Regions from separate parts of the Homo sapiens genome. Here region 2 is linked to region 1. Evidence: read pairs that join two places in POLR2A ChIA-PET (ENCODE). Cell type or tissue: IMR-90. All regions are shown on one strand. Links, peaks and the distances in the headings refer to the core of each region. The heading gives the core; the rest is flanking DNA.

Region 1 (5,483 bases), core at 1-5,000:
AAACATTTTAGGAAAATGATCTGTAGCTGTATTTCTGAATGTTCATGTCATATGTTACCAGCTTTGATACAGTTCATGAAATTTGAAGTACAGCAATACAGACTGTACCATTTATATGTCAAAGACATTTTAATGCTACCTCTTGAAACTGTTCTACTACTGATTTCCTGGTGAAAAATAATACATTTAAATAAACTTCAGGTAGCTGAAAGACTACCACAAATTAAGACACAATAAAAGTTATGTACCTCTTTTAATAAATTCAATGTAGAAAGTTAATAACGAGTTGTAAATTTTCCTTTTGTCATTGGGTGACATCAAATAATGTATAACTGTCACAAGACTATTAGCATACAGACTGAGGAAAGAGTTGATAACAAATGCTAACAAATAAATAAACTTTCTAGTGCAACTTTAAACTTACTCTGGACTCTATTCCTTATTTTAGGAAACTAAATTCAGAACAGGGTGAACATATGTACTGCATTTTAACACCTATGTTTGACAAGATTTGTGAAAATAAAATGTCAGAATAATAGTTTTTGAGGGAACTGGAACTTTTAAAACCATGAAGTGAACTGAAAAGAAGAAAGGGAGGGAGAGAAGGAGGGAGAAAGAAAAAGAAAGGGAAATGAGGAGGGGAGGGGGTGCAGAGCAGAGAGCAAGGAAAAAATTCCTGATGCCTTAATCAACAAACTTGCCTCCCTTTGCCTTGTGTTCCATCACTTGGAGCAGTTTGTCAGTTGGCAGAATGAAGAAGTAATTCACAGATTCTGCACATTCCAGTCATAATCACAGGAATGAATTCGGGACTTCCTAAGATTTCACTGAGGAGATGCAACTTTGCATAACCCATGCGGAAATTCATTTCATCTGTTTTCATTTTATTCTATCTATCGTGTATTTTTGATGACGAAATGGGAAAGAAAAAATGAAATTCTATCATACGAATTTCTGTTAAATATCATTTTAGCTATCAGTTGTCACACCTGCTATTTGATGCATTTCAGTCAATTGACACAATTATATATTTTTGCAACCTATATCATTTTCTGAAGCCTTATTTATTTTACAGTAAATCCAATTTATTTTATTCAAATATCTTAACAGATACCAAATATTTGTTTCTCATATGTTTAAATATTTTTCAGTATAAATCTGCAAGGTATTGAATAATATGCCTCTTTTTAAGCTAAAATGAGTCACTATTTTTTATAATGTCATGACAGCTCTGAAGGCTCTCTTTAGAAACATCCAGGTCAGCACATGCACTTAGATTTTCTAATTTTTATTTTTATTATACACAAATTACAGTTGCATATAATTATAGAAGTGGTGTTCCGCTTTTTTAATACAACATGGAAAGAGTAAATTAAGCTAATTAACTTCAAATATTTAACATTTGTTGACGAACACATTAGAAATTTACTCTCAGCAACATTGAAACATAAAGGACTCAATTATCAGCTATATTCACCAAGCTGTGCAATTCACCTAAAAAAAAATAAAACATATCCCTCCTTACTGAGGCTTTGTACCCTTTGACTGTAATCCTCCCATTCCCCCACAGCCCAGTTGCTAGTAACTACCATCCTACTTTTTGGTTCTGTGACTTCTATTGTTTTAGGTTCCACATATAAGTGAAAATATGTGGTATTTGACTTCCTGTATTTGGCTTATTTCACTTAGCGTAATGTTTGCCCATTCCATCCATATGAATTTCAGGACGTTTTTGAGGCTTCTTTTTATCTCTTCACAAGCTCCTCTTAAGTTCTGAAGCTCTATCAATCTTCTACAGTTAGTTCAGTATCAGTTACCTCCAGAATTCTATTATTAGACTGATATATCCATTTCATTTTTAGTACCAAATATACATATATTTATATATAATCCCATACAGGATTAATCTCTCTTAAATACAACATAAACATAAACAAAAGCAGATTTTAAAAGATGAAATAAAGATACAATGAACAATATTTTACGGCTTCCTTATTGAGATGGCTTTAGAACATCATTATCTTTATTCTTGAGTGACATTAATAAGTAATGATAGCATATTATGTAAAAATCTTGTTTCAAAAAGGGATCTTGAAAGTTTAGGTTTTTGGCTAAATTTTTGTTAAATCTGATGAGTCACTGTTTTTACCTCTAAATGACTCATGCTGGAAATAGCAGAAGTATTAGCATCCCACTTTCAAAATGAGCTGTCTACACACACACACATACACACACACTCATGTGTGTATGTATATATATATATATATATATATATATGCACACACACACACACAATACTAGGTTATTCGTGTGTACTTTTATGAAGATGGTTTTTCAGTCAAACTTCTGACAATTCTACCTAAACAGGAATTTCTCATTTAGATGCTGAAAACAAAAATACTTCTTTGTGTTAATTTCCATTCACATATATTGTAATTTCTTTATGATTGGCCTTAAGTAATTTAGAAAATATTTTTCTCTTAATTTATTTAAATATTTGCTAGGTTAAGTAGTTTAAATGTATGATTTATTGGAAACAATTAAGATGGCCAGGCATGGTGACTCACGTCCCTAATCCAAGTGCTATGGGAGGCCAAAGTGAGAGGGTTGCTTGGAGTTTAAGACCATCCTAGGCAACAAAGCAACACCCCATCTCTACAAAAAATAAAATTACAAAATTGTCTGGGCATGGCGGCATGCACTTCTAGTTCTAGCTACTTGGGCATCTGAGATGGGAAGATCCCTTGAGCCCAGGAGTTCGAGGCTGCAGTGAGCTATGACCACACCACTGCACTCCAGCCTTGGTGACAGAGAAAGACTGTACAAATAAATACATATAATTAAGATGATTTCCTGGACTTTTGTTTCTACACTTGCGTTATGTCTTATTCAGATCTCTCTCTTTGGCTGCATCATTTGATAAAAGAAAAGAAAGAATAAAAGAGAATGCAATCTCCTAACAGAGGGATCCCTTTTGGATTTTTCCTGCCAAATATATTTTAATATTATGGTAAAGTTGTATTTAGTAAAAAATATTTTATGTCATTCATTACTCAACATTCACTTATTAAAATATATTTGAATGCATAATATTTTTGAGCACTATTCTGGATAATGTAGATGTCTTTTTTAAGAGTTGGTATCTGCTTCCTTCCTTTATATAGTAACTCTGGGTCTTAAATTAACTGAATTGACAGGGTTCCACCCAAATTTCCTCTGGCAGCTTTTTCTTTTAAACCTACTGCAAATACAATTTCTTCAAGTCAATAGAAAATAGGTAGTCCTTATCAACCACAAATAATTACTTAACTGTGTATGAGCAGGCACATAAGGGTCAGTCCCCACCCTCAAAGCCTGAGTTTAGAATAAATCCTGGAAATAGTGCTCAGTTTATCAGGGAATATGAAAGTTGACATTTCTATAGTTAACATGCTTTGTCTCTGGTACTGACAGAAGAAAAGAAAAGACTGATCTAATCATTCCACTGTTCCAAATTACATCATAGATAGTGACTTAAAATGAAAACATACTTCATAGACCTACTCTGTAAGGTTTCTATTTCGTGCTGTGACAAAGTATTTAGGGACTGCAAATGACAGATGTGAAGTACATTAGCGAAATGAATAGTTACATCGTCCCACCAGAGGAAGCACTTTTTTTTATCACAACAATTTATCATGAAAGAGGTGGTGATTTAAGAGAAAACATTGAAACGAAAGTACGTATTGCAAAGGAAGTTAGCAAATTGAAATTATGACTAAAACACTAGTAAGCAGAAGCTTTTGTAAATGCTTTGGAAGAGCATTTTTGTGACTGATTTTAATACGTTGAAATTAAACTGTATTACTTAAAAGGTGAATAAGTGAAAAAATGTACAAGTCTCAGAGTACCTCATGTCAAAGGAAAGAAGGAAGCTTAACCGCGACTTAGATATTACTTGCATATTTCGCTCACTGGCTTTAGAGTATCATTACCTGTATTCTTGAGTGAGATTAGTAATGAATGTAAGTATATTATGTAAAGCGTTGTTTCAAAAAGAGAGCTTGAAAATTTTTTTTTTGGTTAAATTTTTGGTTAGATCTGATTAGACTGTCACTATTTTTACCTTATAAGACTATTGATACTTGAAATAGTAGAACTATCATCATTCCACTTTCAAAACCAGCAGCCTTTCTCTCTCTCTCTCTCTCTCTCTCTACACACACACACACACACACACACACACACACACACACACACAGAGTTATTATTATGTATTTCATGAAGATAGCTTATCAACCAAACTTCTGAGTGGGTAGAATCTTGCCTAAACAGGAATTTCTCAGTTGGTTGCTGAAAATAAAGTACCCATACATGTATATTTTGATGTGCATATATTTTAATTTATTTAGTTGTAATTAGCCCTCAATGTTTTTAAAACTGTTGCTCTCTTAATTTAAGTAAATTAAGAATCATTTAACTTTTTTTGGATCATTCAACTGATATTGTGGCAAATACTGAATTTCCACTGCCTAAGTATCTGGTAAATATTTTTTTCATTCCATTCAAACATTTTAGAAATAAATACAAGTCTAAGTTCAGAATCTAAATGCTTAAAAAGCAGATAAATTTGATTAATTCTATTTTATTTTATTTTCTTTGCTTATCAATAGCTATTAATGTTTAGAAAGTGTTATTTCAAGGCCATGTGTGTTCAAGAAGACCTCTAGAGACAAATGTGTATAATAAGTTATTATAAATGCCAAAATTACAAAAGGGAAACCTGATTTTGAGACAGGAGATTTGGGTGTAGATGCAGGGAACCAAAGGCTGTTTCACACCAACTTCATAGAACTGAATTGAAAGGAAAACTCTCACTTTTCACACCTAAGTAACAAAAGGACCAGGGGCTACTCCCTTTGCGAACCCCATTTTTTTCTGCGTGGCAGATGAGAAATTGGCTGTCCCCAGCAAATCAGACTGATTGCAGGTGGAATCTTCCTTTGCAGCTTTGTAACTTCACTCCAGCCTCTGAATGGTTGCTGTCCACAACCGATCAGATTGATTGTGGTGAGCCTTCATTTGCATGCAATGTATAACTTTGTAACTTCACACTAGCCTCTGATGGTTGCTTCTTGCAACCAATGAGATGTTTGCACAGGAGTGTGACCTTGGCAACTTCATTTCAGCCTCTGGTTGGCTGCTTTCTGCAACCAATCAGACTGATTGTGGGCTACCACTTCATTTACATGAGGTGAGCATGAAGTGGCCAATGGGAAACTTCTAGGGGGTATTTGCACCCAAGAAGATTCTCTATCCTGGCCCTTGAGCCATTGCTCGGGTCTGCTCCCACACTGTGGAGTGTACTTTTGTTTTCAATAAATCCCTGCTTTCATTCTTCTGCTGCTTCATTCTTTCTTTGCTTTGCGGGGCATTATGTCCAATTCTTTGTTCAAAACGCCAAGGAACTGGACAACTTGCAGTCACAACCCACTACTGGTGAC
Region 2 (5,241 bases), core at 242-5,241, 170 kb before region 1:
TAATCTCAGGTTCTATCAGATTCCCCAGTTACTCTCCTAGTACTCTTAACTGCTCTTTGATACCTCCGAACAAAATTGTAAGTTAGTGGCTATTTTTGTAATTAATTGTTTTGTCTATGTGTTCTTCTTTAATATGAGCTTCACAAGACCTGGAATTGAGTCTATCGGATTCATGCCGTATCTCTAGTTCTGATTTAGATAGTTGAAACTGAATAAATTTATCTTCAATGAAAGAATAAATGAACAAATGATGAACAAATGAGAAAAATGTATAATGAAGTCTATGTGAATAATTATGGTTAATTTTAAATAAGTTTTTAATAACAATTAGCCTTGGGAAGAAAAAAGAAGACATTAACTTCAGCTATCACAGTTATGGTAGTCTACCAGTCTCCAATGCATATATCTTACTAGCAGACCTCTTAGCAAAGAAACCATTTTTTCCAAGATATATTTTGAGCACAGGTACAAATTTGCTGTTGATACTTTAAGTTATTACATTCTAACCCTAAGCTTTTGGGTTATAACTGATATCCACTCCAGACACCTTGCATTCTGACTGTAACATTGCTTGCGCATCACCTCATGACCTTTGCTCAACCAGCAAATTGAAGTTTTATGTCCTTAGAGTTAAGTTGGAATAAACTGGAAAACAGAGTTTCCTTCACTATTAGTTCTAACCTATCTAATCTTTTTGCTCCAGGAATTCCCCTCAGTTCAATTATCATATCCAGGAGAAGACATAAGTCTTACCTATTTGTTCATCATCTAACAATTTCCAATTAGGTCATTGATATCCACCAGCCAGAGCCACTGACCATTCAACCTTACCAAAACCCAAAGGACTATAAAATAATTTGAGTGACAAATTACGCCTTTTTGTGATCATAATTTAACTTTCCTAGGCTGCTTGAATAATAGTTACTATGGAATTGGGTTGAAAAGTAGATTGATACTTCTACTAAAGGTAGTAATGTTTCAAATAATATTCATATCACATTTTCACCATGTCTATACCTAACTAGAAGCAGGTTTGACAGTAAGATAGACCCATTAGTCAATGAATAGATTGAGGACATGTCTAGATTTGACATCTTTTTAGTATAAAGAGAAATTGTTTTTATTATTAGTCCCTAATAATGAACTCAGTCAACCATCAGAGTTGTACCATTTTTCATATTGGAATTGAATTTCAAATAATTTTTAATGTTAAAAGTAGATTTTTAATAAAGTTGGTTTAAAATAAAGTTGGATTCAACCCATAAGTAGATGGCAAGTTCTCTTCCAAACTACGTGGCAGAACTGTTGCAGGTACAAATATGTTTGTAACTTAGCTTTATTTTTATCTTAGCTTTATTTTTCTAACAGTGATTCAAATGTAAAGATCATGAGCTATCATGTGCTCCGTCTCTGCTTCCAGGTTCACAAAATGAGAAAGACTATTTGATATAGGTATTGTGAAAAATTCAGCAGCAAGTGAAAAAGTAAACAGCAACGAGACCAAGTGAGATAGAAAAAACACTCTCCCCCAGCCCCAGACTACAAGTTGCCTTCTAGACACAGAGTATGTTTCTCATATTCTCTATATACTCATATTAGCAGAGTATACAACAAAACATCAGACTTAAGAAATGGAAAAAACATCTTCTACCTACTAAAACGTAAAGAGAAACACCTTCCTGTAATCCAGAAAAGCTTCCCTGCAATACAGCACAAAGCCTCAGTTGCTTTGATTCAATTAAACTTTGCTTCTATTATTCTAACATTTTTTTCTTGAAGTGACCTATTGTTTCCATTTAGTAAGTAACTTTCTTGATAATGGGGGCAGAATTTTACAGAATCTCTATATCTCCCCAGTATCTAGCATGGTGCTGGGTGCATCCTAGTTACTCAGTAAATATTAGAATAACTAATTTATTCTACTTAAGTTTTAAACTGCCATGATTATATGGCAACATAACATGATAAAAAATAAACTTTCTACTGCTTCTGGATTTACTACTATTCTTTTTTCTTAGACTTATTGTCTGCCCCCTCTTTCATTTGCCCAAGTCCTTAGCCATACCCCAAGTTCATCTCAGTGTCACTTTCTCCACAGAAAAGTTTCCTTGATAACCAAAAGTCAAAGCTAGCATGCCAAACACTGTGCCTCTGTAACTCTCTAATCATCAGTCTTTTAGAATTTACCAACAAAATAAAAAGTATTTGTTAGGACTCTTCATTCTTCCAAGATTGTACATCTGCTGGGTTCAGAGTTGTACCATTTTTCATATGAGAATTGAATTTCAAATAATTTTTAATGTTCAAAGTAGATCTTTAATAAGAGTTGATAAATAAAGGCGGTGATAGGCATTAATTATAATTTATTAAATACATTATATTGTAAATATTCTTTACCTCTTCTTTTGTTTTCATTTTTAAGCTTCAAAAATTACACCTTTACTCTAAATATAAAATATACTTCTACAATTTTAATATTCATATAAGATTGGTTAATTAGCAAAAATATCTTTAAAGGCATTATCTTATTCAATATCAAAACTTAGTTAAAAATCAGAAGACTAAAACCTTGCACTTGTACCATGTCAATCAGTGACAAGCTTGTTAAAACAAATTTCTAGAGAGATCTTTAAGGAGAGAAGATTTTCCAATAGCCTTTTATTATAACTGTTGATTTAGTCATTTCAGGTTTAACATTCTTTAATACAAACCTCCTTGTAACCACATTTCTAGTGCCATTCTCTCATAAACATGACAATTTTACATTCTAACTGGCTTTTATTTTTCTACACTTTTTCAGAACATGACAATAAGAAGGGGTGTGTGTGTGTGTGTGTGTGTGTGTGTGTAAAATTTAATGATATTTAGTTTCCCTTTTAGTGTTTTCCAAGACAAAATTTTGAATGGCTTATTACTTTATAAGTAATTCTCTTCATTTCAGTATTTCACTAAAAATCCTAAGGTTATATGTTTTTAGATTTTTTTTTTTTTTCATATTGGGCTCTGAGGATGTATTCTCAGGACTTTCAATGTCATGGTTATGAGCTTCACCCCCATGTTGAAGTTTACTCGAATCCTCTTTAATGCCTGGGGATTCCTGGCAGCTTGTATTTGTATGTATAAAAGATAGGCTAAATCTCCATGGGAAAACATTCAAATTAGGAACAAATGTACCGCTGCTTACTTTATACATTAAACATTTTTCTCCAAATATTTCAAAAATGAGAGTTTTAAAAAATTAATATCCTGAGTATTTAAAAATAATGATCTTTAGTTACTATTAATTTTTTCATTTTATGGCAATTAACATTCTTGGATATCTGGATCCTTTATAAATCCCCTTCTGTCCTTCTTCTATGAAACCCTTTCTCCTACGAAATCTTATGTAATGTTTTTCTCTGGGAATGTACATTAATTTACACATCATGATTTGAGCTTAAACTAAAAGCCTAATGTTTTAAGTTAATAAAAATCTCAACAAATCATATCTCCCTTTATAAAATTTAAATTAACAGAGATAAAACGAATGTTTTTCAGTAAAAATGAGTAAACCTAAGTTGTTTTAAATAAGCCCGTATGTGGATGGAGGCTATTAAGAACTGGAAAAGTTACATTAATTATAAGCGACTTTCAATACAAACATCTGGAGTTACTGGATAGATTTGTTAAGGAATGGTGATTTTGCACCTGGGGATGAGTGTTTTCACTTCTGTGAATCATTATGGTTCATGTTGGCTCTAGATCCATTGCTCATAGATTATTGCACATTAATGACACCATTCAAATGCCATCCCTAGTTGGAATGGTGTACCACTCCGACCCATTGTTCATGGTTTTCTAGGCACTTCTCCATCAATCTCTCAACCTGTTTAGATGCTATTGAATCCACTTTCCTTATGACAGATTTCTTACTTTAGGACTGAGGAATATAATGGCCCAGAATTTTTCCCTTGCCATCTTTAAAATCAATAACCTTAAAACAATCTCAGTGCTCCCTTCTGAACTTGGGGCCAAATCCACATTCTAACCATAGTCAAGCAGTCACATAATGCAGTCACACACACAGACACACACACGCATGCACGTGCACACACACACACACGAGAATTTCTAGCCACAGATTGTCCTTATGTGGAACATGGGATACCAGTTAAGTAACTCATAGGTGGAAAAACCTGAAGTCCTGGTTGTTTATTTTTTATGAGCATTGAAATATCGTTAAAAGTATGTTCCTTTGGACAGCAATAAGACATTGCAATTTTTCTATTTCACTTCCCTATGTGCATTTTCGTTTTAAATTATATTACTCACAGCATTTCAAAGTTAAGAGAACATGGAACTCTGAAGGCTACAAAAAAAGAAATACATGTTTAAGAAGACCCTGGAGACTCACAGATGACACGGTTCATACTTACTTAGACTCCATGCAAGCAACATTCCATATAAATAAATTAGAAGGTTGGAGCAAGAGAGCCAAAATATCACCTCCACCTTGCTTCATAAATTTCTACTTCTTTTTCTTCCTTTTGTTTCTTCACGGTGCTTGTTACTACCTGAAATAGTGTTGATTTCTTGACTTATTCATTTGTTGTCTCTCTTTATGCACCGAAATGAAAACCTTGCAACTGTAGGAACTTTATCATGTCTGTTCACTGCCCAATTTGGTCCTAGAATCAGACATGGTACATTATATGTGCTCAGGAAATATTAGTGCAATGAATGAAGGAATGAACATAAAAGAGAAAAGAGTGATATTCAAAGGAATATGGCTGATTTCATTTTATAGGGATGGAAAAGTTGCATTGTGAATGTAATCTTTCCTTATAAAATGTAATTGATAAATGAAGACTGAATCTCCAAAGAAACATGATTCTGTCTTCACTAAAAGCAAATTCATGTTTATTATCTAGGAAACAAAATAAAGTAGCACAAGAAGAACTTAGCTATTAAGCCAGAGGAAGTTGTACTGTGCTAAAGAATGGAATGGTGACTGATATTCTTGAAGGCACCTCTAAAAATCATGATCATAGAGCTCATTGGTAATATAGAGTACATTATTATAGAAAAAACATCAGACTCAGAGTCCTATCTCAATAAATAAGTGCTCAATAAATGTTGCCAATTAATTTTAATAAATTATAATTGCATTATTAATTATACTATGTAGGCATATGTTTGTATGCATGTATTTATATATGTACTAGGAATAATGGTTAAGAGGATCAGCCAGATTTGGTTTCA

Evidence for each region. Peaks named below come from ENCODE experiments on the same cell type or tissue, not always from the same donor. Only the 100,000 strongest peaks of a DNase experiment are listed, where the experiment ranks them.
Region 2: POLR2A ChIA-PET joins it to region 1 with 5 read pairs; 2 of 35 experiments call an interaction of 5 or more read pairs at or near these places.

Annotation. Positions count from the first base shown.
Region 1 is chr1:79,038,969-79,044,451 of GRCh38, reverse strand. No RefSeq gene overlaps it. Among named protein-coding and RNA genes, the nearest start is that of ADGRL4, 35 kb to the right of the region's middle. In IMR-90, for the core only: no CTCF peak of the experiment used is centred there; a DNase peak (open chromatin) is centred at 2,191; H3K4me3 peaks cover 711 bases; H3K27ac peaks cover 293 bases.
Region 2 is chr1:79,206,455-79,211,695 of GRCh38, reverse strand. No RefSeq gene overlaps it. Among named protein-coding and RNA genes, the nearest start is that of LINC02792, 120 kb to the left of the region's middle. In IMR-90, for the core only: no CTCF peak of the experiment used is centred there; no DNase peak of the experiment used is centred there.